2 separate regions of the Homo sapiens genome follow, and region 1 is linked to region 2. The links are chromatin contacts, found by Hi-C or POLR2A ChIA-PET in ENCODE. All regions are on one chromosome and are shown on one strand. Each heading gives the region's core, a stretch centred on a gene start or an enhancer-like site at or near the end of the contact. The rest is flanking DNA. Distances are from core to core; before and after follow the strand shown.

Region 1 (4,182 bases), core at 799-3,298, 130 kb after region 2:
AATTTTCATTTATCTAAAAATGCTGATAAACACAGAAACCATGGCAATGAAATATACTAGGTTTATTTTGCAAAAGAGGAAATTGAGAAACAATGATTCTGACTTTTTGGAATGCAATTTTTTTACTAGGCCTATTGTAGTACATTATAAAATTGTTGAATTACTATACTGACATAAATTTAGTGCTTAAATAAACAATATTTCTAATCTTCCTCTTTCAATGTCTTCCAAATGCCATTACTTAACTGCAAATTTAATAATAATTTATAGCATTCCTTTGAAAGTAATAGAATATCTCCAGTTTAAAGTATGTAGAAGGTAGTTTTGAAAATAAAACCTTGGTTAGAACAAAAGGGATGATGTGAAAAGTTCTAAGATATAGTAATAGTTTTGTTTTTTTTAATTTGGATAATTTGTTATTTATGCAAGTTTTAGAGTTTATTTTCAGTCAATAAGTATCAAAAGCAGACCTTCAATGGAAATCTTTTTAAAAATTATATTTGTTTAAATTCTGTAAGCTAAGTATTTTATCTGTGAAATATATATTTGGATACCTGGGATGAAATTAAGTTTAAGTAACAGAAATCATTTCAGAGATAGCCTGTGTGCAAAGAGTGAATAATATTACATCAATTATAACTATATTTTTGGGCAGACGGTAAGAGGAAAAGCTCCAAGTAAGGAATAAACCTAACTTCAGCGAGTTCTCTTAATTATCTTTACTAATAGGGGAAAGGTTTATGTTTTAGCCACATTTTTATACTTTGAATAGTTCATCAACTCAATTTTCTTTGTAACCATTTAATAAAAATAAAAATTAACTGTCTTGCAGTTCAGCTTTCTCTTTTTTTATGTATCTCTAGCCAAAGTGCTAATGAGCACTAAACGTATAAGGGATTAAAGAAAAGAGAAAATATATTGTAAAAGAATGGATAAATTAGATTTATTGAATATTTGAGAGTTGGCTGTGTGCTTAGTGTAAAAAATTAGGCCTATGTTAGAAAAAATACTGGCCCATCAAGCAATGGAAATTAAAATATGTTCCATTGGCCTATGTGTTGATCTATACTTAGTGAGTTATAATTCACCTTTAGCTAATACAGGTGAAACCTTTCCTAAAGAACTCTGAATATATGGTTATATTCAAGCTTCTTCCACAATGAAAAAAATCCATGTCTGTTGCAGTTTTTTAAAAGTATGCACCCACATGGATGAGAACTGGAAGGCATTATAGAGAAATGGTTAAGGTGATGGTATGATTCTTTTTTATTCTATTTTTAATATACTTTAATGGTCTTCTGCAAAACTAACCTATTTCTAGAAATCACATTCCCAATCAATTGGCCTAGCTTCTATAATGAATTAGTAAGTTAATAGAAATGCTTTGAACCAGTAACAGAAGGAAGCCACTACGAGCCACCCACAGTGCTTTCCTCCTTCTGTTTGGTGGGTGGTTTGAGGATTTGTTTTCTTTAGACAATTTGTTTTGTTTAGGATTTTGTTTTGTCAGGATGTTTGAGAAGGGAAAGACTTGTGGACATTTTGGCAAATAGCCACTCTGGCTGCCTTGGAAAAAAGAGACACAAAGTAGAGGCAAGAGGGATATTTGAAGGGGAAAGAGGCCCTTTTAGAAAATTTTACTTAAGAAACATGAAATTTATAGTTCAGTCTCTATTCATGTTATTCCTACACAAAAAGAATGCAAAAATCCTTTGACTTCTAAAGGGACAGAAAGAGGTAAAGACAAAGCCTCTATCATTAGATGACCCTTAGTACTCTGCTTGAGACAGTAGGGAAGGAAATACTCAGTTTAATGGAAAACCTTAGTTTTGTCTTTTGTACACCACAGTAATTTGCACAGTCCTTTGCATTATCTATCATATTATTCCAGACTTACCCCAAAACTTAGGGCTTAGAACGACAAATTTACCTGAGTTTCTATGGGTCAGAAATTCACCCAGTGACTTACCTGGGTGGCCCTGACTCAGGGTCTCTTATGTTGAAGTCAGGATGTGGACAAGGACTGCAGTCATCCGAAGGCTTAACTGGTTGGAGGATCCACTTCCAAGATGAGTCACTCACATGACTGTTGGCAGGAGGCCTTTCCATATGAGCCTCTCTGCACAAACTGATAGCTAACTTCACTCAAAGTAAGGGATCTGAGAGAGAGAAAGGTGCCCTCTGTGACGTAGTCTCAAAGTCACATTCCTTCACTTCCACTTAATTTTGTTCATTAGAAGCAAGTCACTAAGTAGTGGGGCAAGAAATTAAGCTGCACCCCTTGAAGGGAAAAGTATCTAAGTTTCATAGATATATTTTAAAAGCAACACAGGTATTGTAGATTGTGGTGTACAGAAGAGGATGTGAAAGATCAAGAGACAAGGGGGCTGATACTTAATTTACCTTATGACAAATATTGATGAAACGTAAGGGAACTTAATATTCACTTAATAGTGAATTAAATTCCTGAATTATGTGATTATTAATCCTAAAGGGAAAAAATATCATAGCCTGTCATCTGAAGAACAATTTCAAAAATTCTAATATGAATATACTTTCCAGAGGAGAATAATAGCAATGCTTAGAGAACTAAGAAATTGTTGCATATTACTAATTCTTTTTTATAATGTTAAAAACTGAAAATGCAGATAGGAAATCAGATAACAAAAATGCACACAATTATTCTTGACAAAGACTATTCATCTCTTGTTTACAGAACACCATTTTCAGACATAGTAACTTATGTCCATGTTAGCAGTTACTATTTAAATAACAAGTTTTGTATTTGTGTAACAAATATAAAGACATTCTATAAAAATACAAAACTATAAATTGTCAGTTTAATTCACTTTTTTAAAAACCAGGATTGTAATGTACTGTGTCACTTATATAATCTCAGAAATGAGATTTTTATAATTTGCTTCTGGGAAATAGTTTGGTTGCCAAACTAAATACTATCTTGAGTGTCTAGGTTTTGACAGAAATTGTTTGCCCTCATCTTTCTATGCTACTTTTTGTTCCTGTGGAGAATTATACAAAATTCTCCGGTGGTTTGATGCAAGAAAATATGTAGAAAGCAATAATATAGAAGACAAAAAATTTGGTGATATTGGTAAATTATTTTTCTTCATTTATCCAGTAATTCTGAATTCATGATGTATACTTAACACTGCCAACCACTGGAGAGCAAAGAGATGTTGTCCCTGTCTTCTGGCTTAAAGTCTTGATTTAATAATTAACATTATTGAATGTTGAAAAGTTATTTCAGATTCTAGGATCCAAAATATGAAGTGAACATGGTATGAGTTCACTAATTAAATAGAGTTTATGTGTTCTCATGTCTATATATTTCTAATTTGTTCTTTAAACATGTCTTTATTTTTCATCTGAGTTAATCAAAAACTCAAGTAAATGACGAGTGCAGTTACTGAAAGATGTCAGTTAAACAGTTTGCAGATTTCGAATATAGCTATCATTGTGATTAGATCAGCAGATATGGTGGCTTTGAGGAACAAGAAAGATTTTTTAGGTTTAGAATAGTATAAACAGTGATATAGCTGTGGAGCTGGCAATTGCAAGCAGTAAGATGTGCTGTACCTGACAACTTCAAGTAAATATAGAAGCTCTGACATATTTGAAGAAAGCTGTTGTCTAAAAAGTCATTTGTCAATCACTTACACAAGAAGTAGTTATTGAACTCCTATTTGCCAAGCCTTGCTAGTCATTAACAGAAATACAAAAAACAAAACACAGCAATAGCAATAGTATTGTAATAGACAACATCTATCCCCTTTAAGGATATAGTCTGGTTGGGGAAATGACAATATGGAGACCTACAGCAATTAGCAAGCATTATAAAATAATGTAAAGTCCTAATTATATAACAAAATGAAACCCCGTCTCTACTAAAAATACAAAAATTAGCCGGGCGTGGTGGCAGGCACCTGTAATCCCAGCCACTTGAGAGGCTGAAGCAGGAGAATTGCTTGAACCCGGGAGGCGGAGGTTGCAGTGAGCTGAGATCACGCCACTGCACTCCAGCCTAGGTGACAAGAGTGAAACTCCGTCTAAAAAAAAAAAAAAAAAAGAAATTCTAACTATAATTTTATGGCACAGATAAAACATTTAGGACCTTAATTTAAAAATTAAAATTCTCAGTGAGCTTAAGATAGGCTTGATCAA
Region 2 (4,714 bases), core at 1,285-3,784:
GATATATTGATAAATTATTACAGAAAATATTGCAAAATATTTTTAACTTCACCATATGTATAGCTATTGCCTATATTGCAACTTTTATCATCTCTTAAAGCAATATGTAGATCTACTCATAATGTAAAAAATCAATATCTTTTACATGCTTCAAAAATTTTAAGCTAAAACCTATATATATACACAAATCCGAGTAATATAAACTAATCCTACAGAATTTCTACAGCTTTGTGCAACTGTTTCAAATATTGCACTAATTTATGAGTACCTCTAGAACCACAAATTGGAACAAGAAGTGAAGCGAGAAAATAGACATTCAGCACTGGGATACTTCACCATAACAAGAATCTATTTCATGCATGTTAATTAAGAGGGAGAATTTAACAAGTTAGACATTTATATTTTCATGTAGCTCAGTGTTTCCACTGCTCCTGGATTCCAAGTAGTGTGTGTCTTCCATACCAATAGTATTTCAACCCATACACTTCCATGCCATTTGAACGGGTGACTTTTGTTTTGAGGCCATCAAGCAGATTTGAAGAAGGATTTCTCTGTGGCCTGAATGGTGTTTGTCCTGAGACTGAATTTTTAGGATTACCAAGTGACAGAGGCACCCATGCATTCTTTAATGAATTCATTTTATGTGTGATACAAGGGGCCCTCTAAATTGTAGGACCTGGACAGAGACTCCTCTTTCCTGGGCTAAGAGCTGTACTCATTGCAGCAATGCAGAGGGACATTCCAAAAGGAATTAAGTCACTTATGTAAATCCTTCAGGAGAGATTTTGCCAGCCTCCTTTTCACCTTACCTCCTGTTCATCATTAATTATGCATGGTTGAGAAGATGTAAGAAAAACAAAATAGTATGATTTAGCACAAGCTTGTCCAACCCGCAGCCTTGATCCCACGTGCAGCCCAGGACGGCTTTGAATGTGGCCCAACACAAATTCATACTTTCTTAAAACATAATGTGATTTTGGGGGATTTTTGTTGTTGTTGTTCTCAGCTATCATTACTATTAGCGTATTTTTTGTATGGCCCAAGACAATTCTTCCAATGTGACCCAGGAAAGCCAAAATATTGGACACCCCTGATTTAGTACATCTTACATTCTTAAGCATTGATATAAGCACTTTATGTGCTTTAACATATTTTTATCTTCACAACCAAAGAAATAAATAATCTTATTATTCCTTTTTTTTAATGAGAAAATTGAGACACAAAGGTTACACAACTTGCCTCAGGTCACAGAGCTGGGAAGCAGTGGAGCTGGTAGGACAGAAATTAGTCAATGATTCTTTTATTCCGTGACTTCTTCCTTCTTCAGGTCTTACTTTTGATTTGCTTTTTGATTAAAGATTTTCTCAAAACAGTGCTAACACATTTAACAATGTGTTAAAACTGCTTGGGTTCTAATCCTGACTCTACCACTTGCCAACTGGGTATCCTTAGAAGTCACACTCTGTAAAGCAGAAACGGTCATAGTACCAATCTCATAGTGTTAATGTGAGAAATAAATCATGTAATAATGTACAGCATTTTTAATATTAGGTGCCATGTAAATGTTTGCTTTTGTTATTGTTCTGTTATTATGTATGGTTTATTTTCTAAGCTGCCCAATATGGAAAAAATCGTGACTTTCTTAGAGCTCTGTTGTGTGGTAGTTGAGTTAAAATATGAAAGACACTTAAAACAATGCCAGGCCAGGCGTGGTCGTTCCTGCCTGTAATCCCAGCACTTTAGGAGGCTGAGGCGATCACCTGAAGTCAGGAGTTTGAGTCCAGCCTGGGCAACATGGCAAAATCCCATCTCTACTAAAAATACAAAAATTAGCTGGGCATGGTGGCAGCCGTCTGTAATCCCAGGTACTCGGGAGGCTGAGGCAGGAGAGTCGCTTTAACTCGGGAGGCAGAGGTTGCAGTGAGCCAAGATCGCGCCACTACACTCCAGCCTGGGTGACAGAGCTCCATCTCAAAACAAACAAACAAACTTTGTATGTCCGTGTGTCAGTGGGGCTCATTCCAACATTTTGCCCCAGCACACTGAGGCGTGAGGCACGCTTCCAGAAGTAGCAGGGGCTACTGGGATATTTTGAGAGTATTTAAATAGTGAGCAGAAGGAACAGATAAGGGGAGAAAGTAGAGAATTAAACATGAGAGAGAACAAAAGAACAATGAAAAGTGTGAGGCCTTGGAAGAACTGTGAGAAATGGAATTCAAAGGGTTATTAAGGAATTAACCTCAGGAAGGAAAAGGAGCACATATTCGTGTGTAATACAGGGTAACAAAGAATGACTAGTGAGAATGAAGATGTTTACAGATTAGTTGGCAGAACTGGGGGAAATTTCTCTCTGGTGACCTCAATTTTCCCTATAAAATAGGAAGTGAAGTCATCTGTTGGACATAGTGAGAGCCAAATTTTGAAGAGAGAATAGAGGAAGTTTGAAATAGTAGCTGCAGAGAAGGGAAGAGATAATGGGACAGGCTTGAAGACCTAAATGACTTTACAATGGTTCAGAACACATGATGTGGCTGTGCGGTTTCCTTTAACACTGCTCAGAAATACTGTATGAGTTCAGGGAAAACAGCTGGGTTGGGGTTTTGCGAGGCTGTCACTATGGAAGGAAATACAGGTTTAAAGATACTGACAAAACAAAGGATGAAGTGATAAACCACAATGTCTAGATTCAGTTGACAAGGAAGATGACGGGGGAGTTGGGAGCAAGAAGTGGGGTTTATTTGGGGACACAGGTGACATTGAAGGATTGGGTGGCAGTAGCCAAATGTGAAGGTCACAAGGCAGTATAACTATGGTCAGAGATTTCCCAACAGTACAGATTTGAATGTAATATTTCAGAAGGTTCTGGATCATGACAGCATCAGGGTGCTGCCCTGGGAGGAGGGGCTGAAGAGAAACACAGTAAAAGTCCCTAGAGATGAGAAAATAAAGAAACTGAGAGGCCAAGCAATTGGATGGTATATTAGTTTGCTAGGGCTTCCCAAGTGCCACAGACTGGGTGGCTTAAACCACAGAAATTCATTTCCTCACAGTTGTGGAGGCTGGCACTCTGAGATCAAGGCGTGAGCAAGGTCTTTCTTCAGAGGCTTGTCTTGGCTTGTCGGTAGCCGTATTCTCCCTGTGCCTTTAAGTGTTCTTTCTTCTCTGTCTGTGAACTAATCTTCCCTTACAAGGACATGGGTCATATTGGATTGAGACCAATCTCCAAAGACTTCATTTAACCTTCATTAACTCTTTAAAGACCCCATTTCCAAATATAGTCATATCCTGGGGCAATAGAACTTAGGACTTCAACATATGAATGGGGATGGAGCTGAAAACACAATTTAGCCCACAACAGAATGGTCATTCAGGAAGAGACAGAGGGCACCCAGAATGGTGGTAAAATGGGTAGAGATGATGAGGGGAAATGAGGTACCCAACTCTTCAGTGTTTAAGGTGGCTAATTAGCTTGTTGCTGTTTCATAGAGTTTGTGTATTCCTCCATATTATTTAGGATTCCAAGCCATTTTTTTGTGCAGTATTTTTTTCATAGACCCATAACCCATGTCAGTTTTTTTGTTGTAGTGTCAATTTTTGTCTTTTACCAAAGACAGGGATTGTGGCTTGTACAACCCTATCCATTCAGCTAAGTGTGAGCCCCTCATTGACTGTGTAGCTGGAAATCTGGCTAAAATGACAAGTACCTGGACAAACATTCGTCATATATGACAGCATAAGACTAACAGAGAATCCACTCTCACTCCACCCCACTCTCACTCCATGGCTAGATTCTCTGACACACTGAACATAGAGCATAAAACAAAGCCTCAACCTACAATGCACACACATACTCCTAGAACTCTTAGAACTTTCCCATTTTCTACCCTTGTCATAATAAAAATGCCTACCATTTATTGAACAAAGCATTGTACAAGGTACTATGCTTTGTGCTGTACATTCACTATCTCATTTAATACTAACAGCAACCCTAGATGAGGAAATTGAGTAGAGAGAGGTTAAATAACCCACTTAGAGTCACCTAGCTAGTAAGTGGCAAGTCTGTCTGACTCTTCAAGTACTACATTCAACTACAGTGCTTTATTTGTGGGGACCAAATCTCCCCAGATGCAATGGCATGCCACCAATCCCATTCCCTTCCAGGGTGTTTATGAATTGATGTGGAAAGTGGGAGTGAAGAACAGTATACCTCAAAAAGTACTTCTTTTGTCATCCATTTTTTTTCTTGATTGTTCTAAACCCTGGACCAATCAGCAGGGCTCATGGAGAAATACTTGGCTTTTTACCTTCTTTCAGCTTAGCTGTCCTGTTATATTTCAGGAGGCAATTATTAGCTAACTTAAAAATTGTTTTTCCTCAATCTGCTTTTATTTCCTTGTGGAAATGGATACAAATTTTTATAGGTTTTAGCAATAGATTATCTGTCAGTTTTAGTTTTAGCATGAGGTAATGTGAGGTTTGCCTTTTACCAGTATTTCATAAACATTTAGTGGGCGAGTGGGAGAAATTGAATCAGTGGCTGCCAATTGCATGCCATTTTATTATAGGATTTTCTCCCTTTGTGTTTTTTATACCTCTTTCTCTCATGATGGTACTTTCTATTATCTCAGAAAACCATTAGGGTCATTGACAATTTAGTGTTTGAAGTTGCTGAGCTGAGAGGGACATTAACGTCAAGTCATAATGAGAATCTACC

What was found. Hi-C counts contacts between places; a loop is a spot of excess contacts on that map. ChIA-PET counts read pairs that join two places held with the same protein, here RNA polymerase II (POLR2A). Pooled maps may share reads with other maps.
Region 1: a loop to region 2 is called in a map of endothelial cell of umbilical vein, with 4 times the contacts of the local background. The contact joins two enhancer-like sites. A Hi-C loop is called at or near these places in 2 of 168 maps with a recorded cell type or tissue (PC-3 and endothelial cell of umbilical vein), 1 of 37 single-sample maps with no recorded cell type and 7 of 50 pooled maps. POLR2A ChIA-PET finds 5 or more read pairs at or near these places in 2 of 52 experiments (OCI-LY7 and activated CD4-positive, alpha-beta memory T cell).

Annotation. Positions count from the first base shown.
Region 1 is chr2:161,206,628-161,210,809 of GRCh38, forward strand. The region is part of intron 4 of TANK (TRAF family member associated NFKB activator); the gene reads left to right. Among named protein-coding and RNA genes, the nearest start is that of LINC01806, 36 kb to the right of the region's middle. Within about 2 kb of position 2,049, at least 2 of the 41 ENCODE cell types and tissues checked have a DNase peak (open chromatin) inside an H3K27ac peak, as active enhancers do.
Region 2 is chr2:161,075,122-161,079,835 of GRCh38, forward strand. No RefSeq gene overlaps it. Among named protein-coding and RNA genes, the nearest start is that of TANK-AS1, 83 kb to the right of the region's middle. Within about 2 kb of position 2,535, at least 11 of the 41 ENCODE cell types and tissues checked have a DNase peak (open chromatin) inside an H3K27ac peak, as active enhancers do.